Linked DNA regions of Mus musculus: region 1 is linked to region 2. A link is a loop called in an ENCODE intact Hi-C map of the cell type or tissue named here. Cell type or tissue: gastrocnemius. All regions are shown on one strand. Each heading gives the region's core, and the rest is flanking DNA. Links, peaks and the distances in the headings are about the cores only. Region 1 overlaps Poc1a (POC1 centriolar protein A). Region 2 overlaps Poc1a (POC1 centriolar protein A).

What was found. Hi-C counts contacts between places; a loop is a spot of excess contacts. Peaks named below come from ENCODE experiments on the same cell type or tissue, not always from the same donor. Only the 100,000 strongest peaks of a DNase experiment are listed, where the experiment ranks them.
Region 1: a loop joins it to region 2, with 2.2 times the contacts of the local background. A loop is called at or near these places in 14 of 42 quality-filtered maps.

The regions. Positions count from the first base shown.
Region 1 is chr9:106,340,928-106,349,250 of GRCm38, forward strand. All of the region lies in intron 10 of Poc1a (POC1 centriolar protein A), which reads left to right. Among named protein-coding and RNA genes, the nearest start is that of Dusp7, 24 kb to the right of the region's middle. In gastrocnemius, for the core only: no CTCF peak of the experiment used is centred there; a DNase peak (open chromatin) is centred at 4,425; H3K4me3 peaks cover 416 bases; H3K27ac peaks cover 2,541 bases.
Region 2 is chr9:106,285,569-106,293,891 of GRCm38, forward strand. It overlaps Poc1a (POC1 centriolar protein A), which reads left to right. Exons shown (of 11, transcript NM_027354.2): 4 at 1-4; 5 at 1,212-1,319; 6 at 2,423-2,538. Among named protein-coding and RNA genes, the nearest start is that of Poc1a, 8.7 kb to the left of the region's middle. In gastrocnemius, for the core only: a CTCF peak has its summit at 3,478 (motif pointing right); a DNase peak (open chromatin) is centred at 3,481.

The DNA.
Region 1 (8,323 bases), core at 83-8,082, 55 kb after region 2:
AGATCCTTTGACTCCAGCTCTGACTTTGTCTTCCCCCATTTCCTGCTCTCCTAAAGTCAGGGAGAGGGGGCTCTCCCACGGCCAGGCAGTTGGAGGGCCATGCTCGGGGTGGGGCCGCTGGTGTCGATCACCCCTCTCCCTCCCCTGCCACACTTAAACTTGCCATAGCCTGGGATTAAAATGAACTAAGTGCTCTCCAGCAGCCAGGCAGACCCACCAACAGCCTTGGGCTGCCCTTTGCGCTCAGGGAACTGTGTTCTCTCTACTCTCCCAGCACTCAGGACTCAGCATTTGTCCATCACATACTTTCTAAGTGCCCCCGTGTCCTGGAACAGGAAGACTTGGAACTTGTCTGTGAACAAGATTTATGCACTAGATGTCTGACAGGCTGCTTGAGGGCCAGTGTGGGCACCCTCAGAGTTAAAAGCCCCTGAGCAACAAACCATTTGATGTGGGCTGTGACCAAGAGCCTGGGTGTCACGAAGGACTGAACTCAAACTAGCAGCCTGTCCCCCTCTAGTTCCTAGTCATCTTCACATGTGACTGGCCATGGTCCACCATCAGCAAGACAGGGCTTCCTCTGTGTACACGTGCTTGCTAGAGACAGGGTAGAGCTGGGACAGACTGCCTACTCGGCATTTGTACTTTGATTTAATAGCTCATAAGACCTCACACCAGAGAGAGACTCCCCATTCATTGCTTCTGTTTTGGATGTTGAGAATCTGAGTAGAGTCAAAACCATGTGATAGGGAGATTAATTCCACATTTTCTGTCTTTAAAATGAACAAAGGAGTTAGATGTGTGTAGCACAGTCCAGGTTCCTAGAGCCAGTGGCCATCCCTAGAACATTCTCCCACACCTACCACTTTTACTCACAGTGATGTGCCAGAGTAACTGAACCTTTTTTTTATGACACTCCTTAGCTTCTAATAAGAGTCCGGGGGGGGGGGGGAGAAAAAAAGAGTCCTGTATTTGGGGGGATACTGGGGAACCCAAGACCCTCCAGAGAGACCTCCTGGGGGGAGCCCAAATCAGCCACAGTCCTGGAAATGATTAAGAACAGTTTTCCATCGTAGGGGAGCTATAAGAAGCCACAGACCTCCTTGCACCCCACTGCCTCAGACCCTCCTAGAACTGATCACAGGAAACTCCTTTGGAACATCAGTGTGTCCCAAAATTCCAAAGCCTAGCCAGGGCAAGAGCTAGGGGCATCATGTTGCCTACAGTGCATCCTATTCCTACCCCTATGGTATGTGTTAAATAAACATGAGTTATTAAGTGAGCATTGCAGTAGCTTTGAGAGCTGTATTTTACATACAAGAGAACTGAAGCCCTAAGTATGGTAACGTAGCCGAGGCCAGTCGGCCAGCTGGTCAGGTTCAGATGTGAGCATGGGCCATCAAAGTCAGGATCCTGCTCTTTTGTCCTACAGGCCAAAGCTTCTCACTGAGACTCGCTGCGACATTTCCCAGGGGCTCACACCCCTGCTGCAGCCACAAACACAAAGGAGAGGAAGGCAGGCCCCAAGCATGAGCTGGGGCGAGGAGGGGATCCTGGGACAGAAGTTGTCCCTGGGCTTCAGGAAGCAGTAGTGGCCACAAGTGCCATTTGAGTGTCACACACAAGGAGTCTGATGTCTTGGGTAGAAAAGGTATCACATCCTAGAGGCGGTGGGAAGGATGGGATTCAAGAGTCACCCAGAACAGGGGTCACTAGGAAGCTGCGATGTGGGTGTTGAGGGGACAGGCAGGCAGGGAAGGCGTGGGCCCATAAGGCTGGTGTGTGCTAGCGCAGAAGGAACCCCTTCTCTGCAGAGCCCTGCTGGGGCTACCATGGTTGCTATGAGACAGCCGAGTGCTACCTTCTGCCCAATGCTGCTGTCTTTTCCTAGCCACAGTGGATCTCTGTCTTGCTACAGACTAGGGAAGATGTCTCAGGCCGAGGCTTCCCTGCTAGACTTCAGTTCGTCCTCCTCTTGCCCAGGCAGGCATGTGACGTGGTGCCTGGCTTAGCCACCTTGCCCACTTCCGTGTTACCTACTTTCCAGCTCATGGAGCAGGCCCAGGAGGTGCCCTCCTCTCTGGAATCTATTCCCTCGCCTAAGAGGGCCCAGGATTCTCCTTGGAATAAGACCTGACCACAGGGAAGTGCTTTGGCCAGGGCGGGTCGTAGCTGCTGGGAAGAAGGTCCCCAGAGCTGAGTGGGGAGTCAGGTAACCGAGGGAAGCTGGGGTGAGTCCTGCGCATGTGCAGACCCTCCCGAGAGTCTAGCCATGTATCTGAGAAGTATAGCTAGAGTGGCCGGCACACCATGTGCCTAACAGCTCACTTCGTAATTCCTCCTGAGATATATGTCACTTACCATCGGTGATAGCAGAACGGTTTTGCCAAAACTCAGCCCTTCCAGACTTCTGCTGGTGACAGCAATGTCTAGAAGGCCTCAGGAGCCAGAGTCCCTTGTCCTGCATGTGGTAGGTCTTCTGCACAGGTGGTGGCAGTGGCTGAGGGAACAGTAGCTGCTCGAAAGTCTGTGACTCTGAGCCTTCCATCCCTCTGCTTGTGGGACCAGGGGGCTAGGGTCAGGTCTTCACCCAGAGTTCCTTCAGCCACCAGCAGACACCATATCATCTTTCCCGATGGCACCTGCTCAGACCTGTGACTTAGTGACACAATGGAGGCTTCCTCCTTCCCTCCTCTTTTTGGCTAGGTCTCTACTCTAACTTCCTTCTTTCTTTTTTTCTTTTCTTTTCTTTTCTTTTTTTTAATTGTTTTGTTTTTCTTTTTGAAACAGGGTTTCTCTGTGTAGCCCTGGCCATCCTGTAGACCTCTGTAGACCAGGCTGACCTTGAACTCAGAGATCCGCTTGCCTCTGCCTCCCTAGTGCTGGGATTAAAGGCCTGCACCACCACCATCATGACCTCAGCCCATATTTCTCTCGTGTATCTTTTCCTACTCAAGCACACTGGCCTCCCGACTGTTTGCCAGTTGTCCCTCAGCCTTTCCACTCATCCTGTGCATCAATCTGCCACCTTGTGATGTGTGTCAATCCCAGAGGTGGCCTCCCCAGCCCTGAGAGCTGCAGCCTGAGGCCCAGAGCCCGTTATGTCAGGGGCGCCATCCCAGTCAGTAAGACATTCGCCCAGGTCCGCTCTTTTGCCTTCTTCCCAAATACACAGTGAAATGTGGGATAGAAAAAGAAATAAACAAGAAGAAAGAGTTGTAGAGCCGGGCGGTGGTGGCACACGCCTTTAATCCCAGCACTTGGGAGGCAGAGACAAGTGGATTTCTGAGTTTGAGGCCAGGCTGGTCTACAAAGTGAGTTCCAGGACAGCCAGGGCTACACAGAGAAATCCTGTCTCGAAAAACAAAACAAAACAAAACAAAACAAAACAAAACAAAAAGTTGTAGAAAGATGCAGTATAAGCCCACCTTGAGAAAACCAGGCCAGAGAGGGAAAGGGGCTGGTGAGACTGTAGGGGAGGCCAGTGGTGAGGAGACAGGAGATGAGCAGGAGGTGACCATGAGGAAGTAGAAGGGACAATGACAGGCCCACATAACCCAGGGAGAGAGCATGAGGGTGTCAGGGGCCGCTCCCTGAGGTGAGGGGACAACCACACAAGTTGTACCTGACCTTTTCACTATTTCACCTTCCCTTAAGGAAGAAATCTAATCTCCGGGGTCCTGGACTTTCTCACCCCTCCTTAAAATGCCCAGAGAACCCTTCTCTGGGAGTTTGCAGGAACCACCAGCGCAGTGTGGCCACCTGTGAGGCCCTGTGAACTCACCCTATCTTCCTAGTCACACCAGTCAGGGAGGCTAAGAGTCTCCCCTCGGTCACCTCAAGCCAGCAGATGCTCAAACCCAGGCTCGGTGCCATGCAGGGCATCCGGTCAGGCCACTGTGGGTTCTTGGTCCTGTCAAGGACAAGGCAGGAGGAGCTAGATTCAGCTGTTTGGGGGTCCCCGAGCTTTCTTGGGATCCTAGTGGGCCTTCAGCAGACACCTCATAACTCATGCTGGTACAGAAAGACATCTTCAAAACGGCCCTGGGCCAGGGAGCCCAGTGCCAGACATGCCAGGCTTGCATTTTGGTGCAGCTTCTTTGAGAATCACCATGGTACTTAGGTGACTAAAAATAAAGGCTGTCACTTTAGAGTCCATTCCTTTTAGACTGTGTAGAAGGCCCTTCAGAGTATTACATAAAATGTCTTACTCGCCTTGAACTGTGAGTGAAAGAAGCCGTATTTGCCTGGGGAATGTTGTCCTAACCGGGGGCAGATTGCTGTCTTCCCTCCCCTCACAGAAAAATCAGGATGGAAATAGAATACCATTGTTGAGCCTATCCTAGGAGGATTTTCCTCCAGAAGCCCAAGATGAGTCACACTGGCAGCCCCACCCCCTGGCCCCAGCTCCTAAATCCTCACTTGCTGGGCTGAGCCAAGGGCTGGCCCAGCCACTTGTCACTACGCCCTTGGGTTTTGTCCCCAGAACCTCACTCCCTTTCTGCTATCCATTCACCTCGGCTGGGCAGGCCCTCCCTGGCTGTCTTCCGCACGCAGGGCTCACAGCACCCTGGATTGTCCCCTGTCCTCCATCAGGGGCTTCTCCTCCCTTTCCCCCCCTCCGGCTCTCCCCTCAGTGAGGATTAACTCAGAAGCGCTTATTCTGCTGCTCACTGAGCCTCCTCTAGACCAAGACAAGGCTGACTATGTCCCTCGGACCCCTCCAAGGGACCTCACACTCCCTGTCTCTCCTGGGCTCTCTTCTCTAACCTGAGTCTTGGCTCACTCTCCAGAGAGTTCTCTAATTTTGTCTATTTTCCTCCAGGGCTTCCCTGTCTCCAGTCTGAACCACCCCCACCCCTCACACCCTCCCTCCGTTCCACCTTGCCTTCCCACAGCCCTGTAGCCCCTCCCGACAGCAGCCACATCCTCCGCGCTCTTCCTGCAGTTCTCAGGTCTGTGTGGCCTGAGGCCCTCTCTCCGAATCACTGTGTGAGCTCCTGTGGTTCCTTCCTCCTTCCTTCCTTCCTTCCTTCCTTCCTTCCTTCCTTCCTTCCTTCCTTCCTTCCTTCCTTCCTTCCTTCCTTCTCTTTCTTGTATATGTATGATGCACACACATACATGCATACACATACATGCCTGCACACGTACCACAGCATGCATGTAAAGGTCAGAGGACAGCTCTGGGGATTCAGTTCTTTCCTTCACCCGTGGATTCTAAGGATCACACTCAGAATGGCAGTCTTGTGGCTTACCTGAGGAGCCATCTCACCAACCCAACATTTTTTTTTCCTTTTATGGCTTCTGTGAAAATTCCAAACCTAGGTGTTTAGGCAAATTAAAGACCATTTGCCTGAGGTTTGGGGAGAGGAAGCTGGCAATGGAGAAAGTGTGTCTCGGTGTTACCAGCTGTGTGACAAGGCCAGCCGGCCAGCTGGCGGAGTCAGGAGCTCTGGAGGCCTCCACCTTCTCTTTGGGCTGTGCATGCTTAGAACTTGGGGCTGGAAGTTGTGATAGATGTTCTGCCCCCGGGCACCTGCAACTTGGTCTGACACACTTCCATCTGAGGGACTGGAAGGCCAGGTCTTATCCACCTTTGTACTAAAGAACGTCAAGGCAGGTAGGCTATGGAGTGTGGTGTACCAATATTGCAGGTGTACTTTAAAAAAAAAAAGATTGATTTATGTATGTGAGTACATGGTAGCTGTCTTCAGACACTCCAGGGAAGGGCATCGGATCCCATTACAGATGGCTGTGAGCCACCACATAGGTTGCTAGGAATTGAACTCATGCCCTCTGAAAGAGCAGTCAGTGCTTTTAACCTCTGAGTCATCTCTCCAGCCCCCATGGGTTTACTTTTATTAAGGTCCCATTCACATCCTGAGGGACAGGGATGGCCTTGTGTCCCAGCTCAGACAGATCAGACCCTCAGTGACAGGAGACTCCCATGGGGTTGAAATGAGGTGAGCAGCTAGCCGTCTGTGTGACCAGGCTCCCCTGAAAGGCACTGCGCAGTCAGTCAGCGTCCTCTGGACACTGATGCAATACATGCTTACCAAGCCCTGAGTCCCTGACACTGGTGTAGACATGTGCTCCTACAGGTAAAAGTCCCACTATGAAAAGGCCATATGAAGTGGCTAGGGTTAGTCCTTATCAAGGAAGTCCCAGATGTCCACCATGATCCCCCAGATGTTTTGTCCTTCCTCCTCTGGGTCCTGGCAAAGTGGCAGCAGCCTCTCCCAACCATTCCAGTGCTGTGACCTGTGTAGACCCCGGCCAGGGGCTTGCTTAGTTATATCACCAGGCTAAGTGTGTGTGTGAGATCCTGGTGGGCCTGTCCACTGCTGGGAAAATCCTCTCCTTTGGGGAAGAAAACAGCATCACGCACTGGGGATGAGTTGGTAGTCATATATCTAGTGTGCACAAAGCCCTAAATTTGATGCCCAGCACCTAACTGGGTATTAATCAGGCATGATGGTAGCTCATGATGGTAGCACTAGGAAGAAGAGGCAGGAAAAGTTCAAGGCCATACTCAACTTCATAGAGTTCAAGGCCAGTCTAGGCTACAGTAGACCTTGTCCCAAAACAAAGGAAAAAGAAGAAGAAAAAAATCTAGAATTTTTCTGGAAAGATACACAATTCGAATTAAAGTGGGTTACAGTCTCACACAGATACCGCAGTGGAAGTGAAGACGTGGTTCCCAGGGCCCAGTTCTGTCATGGGAACCCTTGTTCTTAGTGAAAATGAATGCACGTGTTTTATTGGAATGGGATCCATTGAGGGGGAAACTATCAAACAAAGAACGCCAGAGAGCATCTAATGCACCGGTACCTAGAAAGCCCCTCCTGCCCAAGCCCAGCAACGTATCTGGAACTGTATAGTTAGTTATTCCTGGTGGTGACTGCCACCCGACTCGGGCAGAGCAGACAGAGAAAGTGTGGCCCAGATGCAAAGATGTCTCGACTCATCAAGCTGACCTGGCAGGGAGGGAAGCCTGAGAATGGTAGTGGGGAGGGGAGTGCAAGTATGAGGGGCACACTATGAAGCATCCCTTGCCAGACATGGTGTTCTTGTCTCTCATCCCAGCACTGCAAGGGTTGAGGCAGGAGGATTGCCACAAGTTTGAGGTCTGACGTACATACAGTGAGGCTTCAAAGCAAGGAGTCCCCTTCAGAACTGTACGCAAACGTGTCCCCAGTGGGCCTGCCACCCTCCATTATTCCATTTAATCTAATATGGACACATGTAAGGACCACATCCCTGCTGGGCTAAAGTATGGGCCTCCCTCCTATGGAACCAAGGAGAGGCCCCAGTACTGCCATTGGCCCAGCAAATCTTGTTTTTTAGATCCACAGTCTCTGCGTTTGGAAATTGGGTTCCTATTAAAAGTTTAAAGGGGGAAGAAAAAAGAAAAAGAAGGCAGAAAAGGAAATGCCATCAGTCCTGCTCCCCCACTGTGGCCTTGAGTCCCGACTGTCTGTCGGAAAGGGTCTGGAAGGAGACTGATTCTGGCAGTTTGAGAGTTTGACAGCAGCCAATGGAAACTCGCAGGAATGCTGCTTGGGCCAGCCAGGGGCTGTTTCCACTGCCGCTTTTACGAGATGCAGACCCGTTCCTCCGTTTCTCCGTCCTTGGCTGGCCAACTTGAAGATGTGAGGAGTTCTTTGAGCTTAGCTCTGCCTCGGGGGTCCAGTTCCTGTTCTACAGGCAGTGATTTTTCAGGTTCTGTCCTATGATCTAGAGTACAGAGTCCTCCCATCCCTGGCCAGCTCATGCAGAAGAGGCCAGCCATCAGATGGAGCACCCTCTATGACAGCTGACATCCACACAGGATGCTGTGAGAATTTATAGCTGCTGCATTGAAGGGGAAACTCTTTCTCCAAATGTCTGTTTTCTTAAGTATATGAAAAACTCCTTTCTGCTGGATGAATCTCAAGCCCTCGTGGAGCCTCAGGGAATGAGATGATCTCTGTTGAGAAACGTTCCCTGGCCTTTCACTCCAGTGACAGTGGGAGCCAAGCTTGCTGCGCTCCGTGCAGGGACCGTGTCTTCACGAGTGCAGTAGGCACTCAGCAACCCTCAGTGATGGAAATTAGATGACCGGTCAGCTCAGCCTGGTAGGGTAGGTGAGACGCAGAGGGACAGCTCTCTGCCAAGTGTACAGCTGCCCAAAGCCAGGGGAGGTAGACAGATTTCCACAGCTTTTGTGGGAGCCCTGTCTGCAAGACTGATATTGGTCCATGAAGTACACATAGCCTTAGGTACCCTGGGTGTGTGGAAGTGGTTCCATGAGGCATTGTCACTTGCCAGTGATCACCCTAGT
Region 2 (8,323 bases), core at 259-8,258:
CCAAGTGAGTATTTCCTGTCTGAAGAACCTGGGAGGAGGAAGGGGTTGGGAGACAGAAGGACTCGTAGGTGTCAGCTTCTAACCTTGGGTAAGTTGCTTAGTCTCCCTTTGTTCTATCCCTGAGCCTTCTTTGTTTGTTTGTTTGTTTGTTTGTTTCTTTCTTTCTTTTTTTTTTTTTTTGATTTATTTATTTATTATATGTAAGTACACTGTAGCTGTCTTCAGACACTCCAGAAGAGGGCATCAGATTTAGTTATAGATGGTTGTGAGCCACCATGTGGTTGCTGGGATTTGAACTTAGGACCTTCGGAAGAGCAGTCGGCGCTCTTAATTGCTGAGCCATCTTGCCAGCCCCGAGCCTCAATTTTCTAATCTGTAATATGTCAGTAGTGGTTGCTATATTGAACTTATTGGGAAGCATCATTGAGCTCATGTGTTATACATATTAGTAGGCCATGACCCTCTGCCAAGTGTGCAGAGGGCTCCCAGGAATAGCAGATGGCAGATAACAGCAGCAGCGGCGGCAGCAGCAGCAGGGTCCTCTCAGCACCGCTGTGTGCTTTCTCCTGGTTCCTGAGGACAGTTCTGCCAGCTAGGTAGCATCATTCTCAGTTTGCAGAACAAGAGACAGGCTGACAACAGAACAGTGCCTTTGCTCAGAGCTTAACTGTGCTCCAAGGCTGCTGGGTAAGGTCTTGGTCCGGAGTCCCTGGCTTTGGTGCAGGAGGCGATGCTGTGATATCGGATGCCAGTGACTTGAAGAATGACAGAGACAGATATTCCTGCCTGTAGTTTTGTCAGCTTCTTTCAACAGAGCTTTCTCATGTCACGGCTCTGCTCCAGAGGAGGGGGTTAAGGTCCGTCATATTGTGCTTGATGCATGGCGGTGGTCAGGAGCTCCACACGAGCACATCAGCACAATATGACGGGTCAACAGAAGCGCATGGAGGGCCTGGGACGTAACAGCCCAGTTTGCTGGCTTGCCCTCCCCATCAGTACCCACTCTCAGAGCAGGGCCCTCCCAGAATAAAGAATGGTTCTATTGTAGGGAATAAGAAACTTCCAGAGGAAGAGCGTTCAATGGTCCCCAACCTCTGACTTTCATGGTTTCTTAGTGCTCTCTGGAGACTTTAATCCTCTCCTCTGGAAGTGGCTGTAGAGAACATGGTGTGGTATTCAAAGTCGTGCAACTTACGGCCCTGTCAACTTAGGTTCTCCCCTGACGGGCGGCTCATCGTGTCTGCCAGTGATGACAAGACTGTCAAGCTGTGGGACAAGACCAGCCGGGAATGTATCCACTCATACTGTGAGCACGGCGGGTGAGTCCCTGCTGTCCTCCCTCTGCAGGTCCTGCAGAGTGTAGGTCAGGGCCTGAGGAGGCCCAGGGACCTTTGGGGGCCGGGGGGCTAGGGGCCAGGAGGCTGGGGGCCGGGGGGCCGGGGCCGGGGCTGGGGCCATCTGCTTTTCCTAGGAGCTTTTCCCTTTCCTTTGTGGATGAAGAGTTAAGCCCCACCCTTACCCCGTGGACAGCAGAAATCCTTTACCTAAAGTCACACAATAATTTGGCCTCTTTTACTCCCTTTTAGTTTCTAGTTCTCAAAATTATAATGTGTCTCTCTGAGCATTGAATCAACCCCCCAAACTTCTTGTTAAGACTTAGTGTCACCGTGGTAGTGGCTCTACATTCTGTGCCAAATTACACATGAGAGTCGGAGGAGCCTGCCTCTGAGCAGGGATTTAGCTCTTCTGCATGTCTAAGCAGACTGCATCCTTAAGCTAGGACTCACCAGCAGGGGCCCCTGCAGAGTGCCTGAGTGTTTGCATTGAAGGCTCTTGACCTGTCTTCTAAGACAGATGGGTGAGCAGCCCTGTAGCCCTGCTAGACCCTCCCACCCACTCCCCAGTTGGTGGGACCCGTCGTGGAGCTAGCCCTGGCAAAAGAACTCTAGAGCAACTTGGCTGACCTATTGGTCTGAAGATAGCTATCTCTACTGGTAGTTAAAAAATCAGCAGTGGGCTGGGTGTGTTACATTCACACACACACACACACACACACACACACCCCTGTAATCTTAGTCCTGAGGAAGGGAGGTGAGAAGGCCGGCCAGGGCAACATACTGAACACACACACACACACACACACACACACACACACCTGTAATCTTAGTCCTGAGGAAGGGAGGTGAGAAGGCCGGCCAGGGCAACATACTGAATATAGAGGTGTTGCCTCAAAAAAACTTAAAGATGGGTGGGAGGGACATGGTCCCTGATAAGTCTACTTTTTGTCACTGCTGGTCACTGTTGTCACTTGCTGTTTGGTCTCTGGCTACCTGATAAAGCAGCATGTTCCAGGTTGAGGGATCTGTGTGAGTGGACACACAGGGAAGACCTCTTACGGTATCTGACCGCTCTGTCTCTCCAGTTTTGTCACCTACGTGGACTTCCACCCCAGTGGTACCTGCATTGCTGCTGCCGGCATGGACAACACGGTGAAGGTGTGGGATGCGCGGACTCATCGGCTGTTGCAGCATTATCAGTGTGAGTGTTGAGCAGTGTCCCAGACCCACAGGCAGCCACTGCTGAGACCGTGCTAGGGCCGGCCATTTGCTTCATTGCTGTGGTGCTTACATAGGCTCAAGGACAGCCCCGAGCTGGGAGGATTCCTGTTGCTGTGGGGTTCGCCAGGATGAGTAGTTGTCGCTATAGTCATCTTGGCTTGGAAAGTTGGTCAGGTGGTGCCCCGTTATGAGATAGCAGAGTCTCACGCACACTGTAGCTGTGGAGTCTTGGTTGAGTTTCTGGCTAGGACTGTACCGAGACCTACTTCTTGATACCCCCATACTACTCATCTCTTCCTGTGACAGAGATGACTTTCCGGGGTCAAGGAGACAGGGCTGCCCAAAGAGGTTGGTGGGACCTTGGTCTCATGTTATCTTCCACAGCTCTGCCTAGAGCCATGAACCACGTAGAAGGTTGACTTTAGCTGGGGGCCAGGCCCTGGTACCAGGCCTAGGCCTACGGCCCGTTCTTTAACATCTGCATCTGTGGATGCAGAGCACGGGGAGTTGACGGTGGGTTTGGAGTTCAGTCTTTAGCACTCTCTACCCCACTATTCCCATAAGCCTTTCTGGGTTGATTGTTGGATGTTGGAAAGCAACACTTTCTTGGGTAACTGAGGTGAGCGGACCTCCAGGAATTGGGAGAAGTTCCTGGTTTGGGACAGGACAAAGTGGAGTGTGGATTCTGTAGGCAGCTTCAGCATTCTCAGCTGTTTGACACTAGGTAAGTCAGTGGACTCCTCCAAGCTCTTGGGACAGTGATAGGGTTCGTCTTACAGGGTTTGACTTAGCTCTTGTTAAGAATGAAGAGTGACTGGCACAGCATGGGAACAGTGACAGAGATGTGGCTGCTGGTCCCAAGTGTTCAGGAGTCGCCCAGTGACTTGCTGAGGCATACATACAGTCCACGGTGCCACCACCAGGTGGCAGGGCTCAGTCACAAGAACTAGGTCTTTCCTGTTGAGAGCCTAGGCATCAAGCATTGATGTTCTTTCAGAGGCTCCTAGAGCAGGACAGGTGTGTGTGTGTGTGTGTGCAGGCTTAGGGGGCCTTCCTCCTGGAGAGCTGTGCTCCCCACTTCAGGCTCAGAGACTTATTTTCTGTTCTGGCCCAGGCCCAAATAAAGGACTAGTGTTGAGCCTGGACGCTGTCTCCATGTTGACTGGTGACAGTGGCAGAGCAAGGAGGGTTTGAGCAGGGAGAGATGAGACAGAAAAGTGAGCAGGAGCGCAGGCTGTGTTCTCTGACCCTTGCCCACGAGGTGGAAATCTGATGAGAGAGTATTATAGGTATTAAGGTATAGTGCTTGGTGAGGTTTGGGGGAAGAAGATTTCTGGCTGTCTCTGGGAGAGTCTCTCTGATGGATTGGGAGCCTCAGCCTGGTATTCATGAGTTATAGCAACATGTACGAACACATTGGAAGGCTTTGAATGCCACCTTTAAATGTAAGACTCCAAATCCTAGTGGCTGGTAACTCTGGGGCCTGGCACTTGGAGCAAATAGAGGAGGGGCATTTGAGAGGACAAGTGCTGCGTGAGATTCTGCTGCGATGTGTGGTTGATAGGCCCTGGTCATTGCTCTGTGGGTTTCCATGCAGTGTAGCATAAATCAGAGAGTGGTCAGGCCAAGGGAACTGCTTTATGTAGAATGAGTAGAGGTGGAAGCTGATGCTGTCTTGGTGGTGGGGCCACCTGGGCCTTGGGGGTCTCCACCGCAGCCAGAGGGAGACCCATGAGATAGCGGGGGAGGGCAGAGCCCTGAGGAGACTGGGATCTTAGGAGGGGACCGGCAGGAGGTGGGGGAGTACAGAAGAGGTAGGAGACAACTGTGGGTTTCAAGGGAGTGGGCAGAAGTGCAGCTCGGGGCTGGCAGGGCCAGGCAGTATGTGGACTTGGGTGAGCACCAACGCCAAGTTCCGAGTGGACTGGAGTGCTTGCAACCCACAGGTTCCTCTGAAAGCTTTCAGTGGGCGTTTGCTGCTGTCCTTGCCTCTTGGGATGGAACTCCTCAGCCAGGCTGCAGGGTCCTATTTCTCGGCTGTCCTGGTGTGTATCGGAGCCTAGTGGGGACTTTGTGCAGCCTATAAACACAGCAGGCTTCCTCCTGAGCTTCCTGCACAAGGCTGTGGCACCTGGTAGGTGCTCACACGAGAGCAAACTCATCTCTTAGCTTTGGGGATCACCTTCTGGGAGGGGGAGGGAGAAGTATGTCTCACTCTACTCTCTGGTTCTGGGACCCTGAACAGGTCTGCTCAAGTCAAGGGCCTTTGCAGAGAGCTCCTCGGCTAAAACCCTGCCAGGGAGGATCACGCCTCTCCAGTGCACATGTGGGTCTGTTGGAGGCTCCTAGCACTGTTGTGGCAGCAAACCTCTGATCTCTCCTCTGTTCCAGATTGAAGGTGAAACCCAGGTGAAGGTCTTAAGGACGCAGAGTCCAAATGGCTCCCCTGGCAATTCGGGATGGTTGCCAGACCCTTCTGAGTAGCTTTCTGATTTGAGAGGCTGCTGGGTTCTTGTAAGAGACGTGGTTAGAGCTACTGCAGTGTGCACCCGGCGGCCCCGTGCTCTTGCTTCCTGCCCTCGCCTCAGTTGTTGGAGTAAAGCTTGCTTCAGCTTTGAGCTACAGCCTGGAGTCGTGCTCTTTATCTAAGGCCCTCCCAGGCAAGGTGCTTCTTGGCTCCTCCCTATCACTTCAAGGAGCGGTTCTGATTTCCTAATTCAGCAAGGAGCCGATGGGCTGCTGGTGGAGCCCTGACAGTGCCGGTTCCCATGGAGGTGGTTAAGTGCCATATGCTCAGAGCCCACGTTACGACTGTTCAGACATCTGAGCAGCAGCCCCCGCCATCCCCGAAACCCAGAGTCTGCTTTGCGGTGTACGAACATGTGCAGGTCCATGATCCAGGCACAGGCCTGGGTGACCAGCAAGGCGTGGCCACTCCCTGCTTCACCTGCAGGTAATGCTAGGCTTGCCTAGAGTCACGCAACTGGAAGCCAAATCTAGCTCTTCAGTAGGAAGGGTCTGGGAGTCTGCCCACTGTTCCCACACTGGGTCCTACGCACTCTAGTGTTTTATTTACAAAGTTCCTGGGAGAGATGGGTTATCGGGAGGCTTGGTGTGGTCATTTTCAGAAACCTGAGTTGCTGAGTCTTGAGTTCTCTGGTCACTGGCTCCTGAGAACATTTATGTACCCCACCCTACCCAAGGGGGGGTTGTTTAATTTTACTTATTTTTGTATGTATGAGTGTTTTGCCTATACATATGTTTGTGTGCCAAGTGTGTACAATGCCCAAAGAGGGCAGAAGAGAGCACTGGGCCCCTAAGACTGGAATTACAGATTGTCATGAGCAGCCATAGGGTGTGAGCCAGGACTTGAACCAGGGCTTTTCAGAAGAGCAGCTAGTGCTTGTAACCACTGAGCCATCTCTCCAGTTTTTTGTTTTTAATGTGGCACTAGGAATTGAACCTAGGACATTAAGCATGCTGTCATCAAGCCATTTACCCCAGTCTCATTACAAAGGCTTTTTTGCTTGCTTGCTTGCTTTCTTTCTTTCTTTCTTTCTTTCTTTCTTTCTTTCTTTCTTTCTTTCTTTCTTTCTTTCTTTCTCCCTTTCTTTCTTTCTTTTAAATTGTGTGTGTGTGTGTGTGTGTGTGCGTGTGTGTGCGTGTGTGTGTGTGTGTGTGTGTGTGCGCGCGTACACACACACATGAATGCAGAGGGTAGAGTAGGATACTGGTTTTCCTAGATGTTGGGAACTAAATGCAGGTTCTCTATAAGAACAGTATATGCCGGGCAGTGGTGGCGCACGCCTTTAATCCCAGTACTTGGGAAGCAGAGGCAGGTGGATCTCTGAGTTTGAGGCCAGCCTGGTCTACAGCGTGAGTTCCAGGACAGCAGGGCTCCACAGAGAAACCCTGTCTCGAAAAACCAAACAACCAACCAAACAAACAAACAAGCAAACAAAACAAGAACAGTACACATTCTTAACTGCTGAGCTATCTCTCCAAAGCATCATGAAGGGCTTTTAAATGGCTTTATAGCTAGCAAGATATTGAGCCCTTTGGTGTTTTAAATTTTTAAAATTACACTAATTTATTTAAATGTTTGGTTTTTTGTTTAGAGTATTGTGCACACACGTACGTGCACACATGTGAATGTGCCATGGCATACTTGTGAGGTTTTAGACAAATTTTGGGAGTTGGTTCTCTTTCTGTCATGTGGGACCCTGACAACTTAGGTTGTCAGGTTTGGCAAGCATTTGTTATTTCTCTGGTCCTACTTGGGGTGTTGAGACTTAATGCATTGGTCAGGAGCAGTGCTAGCCAGACCACCTCACTGTATCCTACCATCCCAAAGTGGCCATTTATGTGACCTTAGCAAAGATGGACACTTAAGGTGTCCTTGCTGCTAGATTTAGGATACATTTACGTTTATTCAACATTCCTTGGAGACCCAGAGGCCACTGAGTCACTGGGAATGCAAGTTAGCATCATGAGAAACATGTTGGTCACTTGGAAGTGCACAGACCCCTTTGTGACAGGATGTGGACATGGAGCTCAGCCCCGGCACCGTCTACCTCAGAGAATTCCATCCTGCCAGGCGCCAGGCATCCCCTGGGCCCCTTGGCAGCCTTGGACTCTGTCAGGCTCAGGTTTGCCAAAGGCTTCTTCCTGGATACAAAATAGTGTAGGTGGGACGGATTGTGTGTACGTAAGTCTCTCTTCAGGTTCTCTGCTGCCCAGAAACTGTAGCCATTTCCTGGGGTTTAGGGACAGGGCTGCAGGACCCCACTGGCTCCTGGTTGACCTGTAGCAGTGTTCTGCTGTGCATCTCTGGCATGAGTTACAGCTCCCACTCTCCATCACAGCTAGGAGCACACGGCTACCAAATGATAATCTGTGTTGTCCCTGATATCTGCCAAAAAGCCAAGGCAGCCCGGACAGCTCAGGACTTCATAAAAAGGAGGTTGTTCTTGCACAGACCCTGTCCGGGATATTGAGGAGAGGCTCGCCCCTCTGAGGGCAGTTGAGCCCTTGAGTGGGAGTATTATGCAGGGGTGGCTTTCAAGATGAGGCTGGCCTAGATGGGTCCTGTGCACTACCTCAGCAGAGCAGAGCCGGGGTGGCTGTGGCCAGCAGTCCAGGCAGGAAAACAAGTGGGGAACAGTGGGGGTGGGCTCCATGTCTGGGTGTCCCCTGAAGCCTGACATGTCAGCTCAGCCCTCCTCGGGAGCACATGGCTGGAGAAGTTGGGGACCCTGGCATTTGTAACAGAGTAGGACTTCTGTTGTTCTTCTGTTGGGGATAGTTTTCTCTCTCAGGCAGGGGTGGGGGTGCATATTGTCCTGTCTACACAGACTGCTGTCTTGCGGTTCTGGGGAAGCCCAGGGCCCCCTGATCGTGTCTCATTGTGTTCCACTTTTCTGCCACTGACTGTGCCTCTGCTGCTTCGCCTTAGGTGGGGCAGGGGCCGTGGTGGCCTTCACTAGGCTCAGGGGTCTCTGTTCTGTCTCCAGGAGTGGGCTGCAGAACCCTTGAGATCTTTTCCATGCTGCTTCCCGGAGTTGTGTCATTGGAACATGTTGTTCAGATATAAATATCAGGTTACATAAAGCTTTGGCTGTCTCCCTAAGTGTTCCCGGGAACATGTCTGCATGCTCCCCGCACATTCATATACACCAATGTGGTTCGCATCTGAGAGGCTCCTTGTGATCCTTGTGGGCTCTGCTGAGGGCCCCAGAGGCTCCTGCATGCTCCCACAGCCCAGC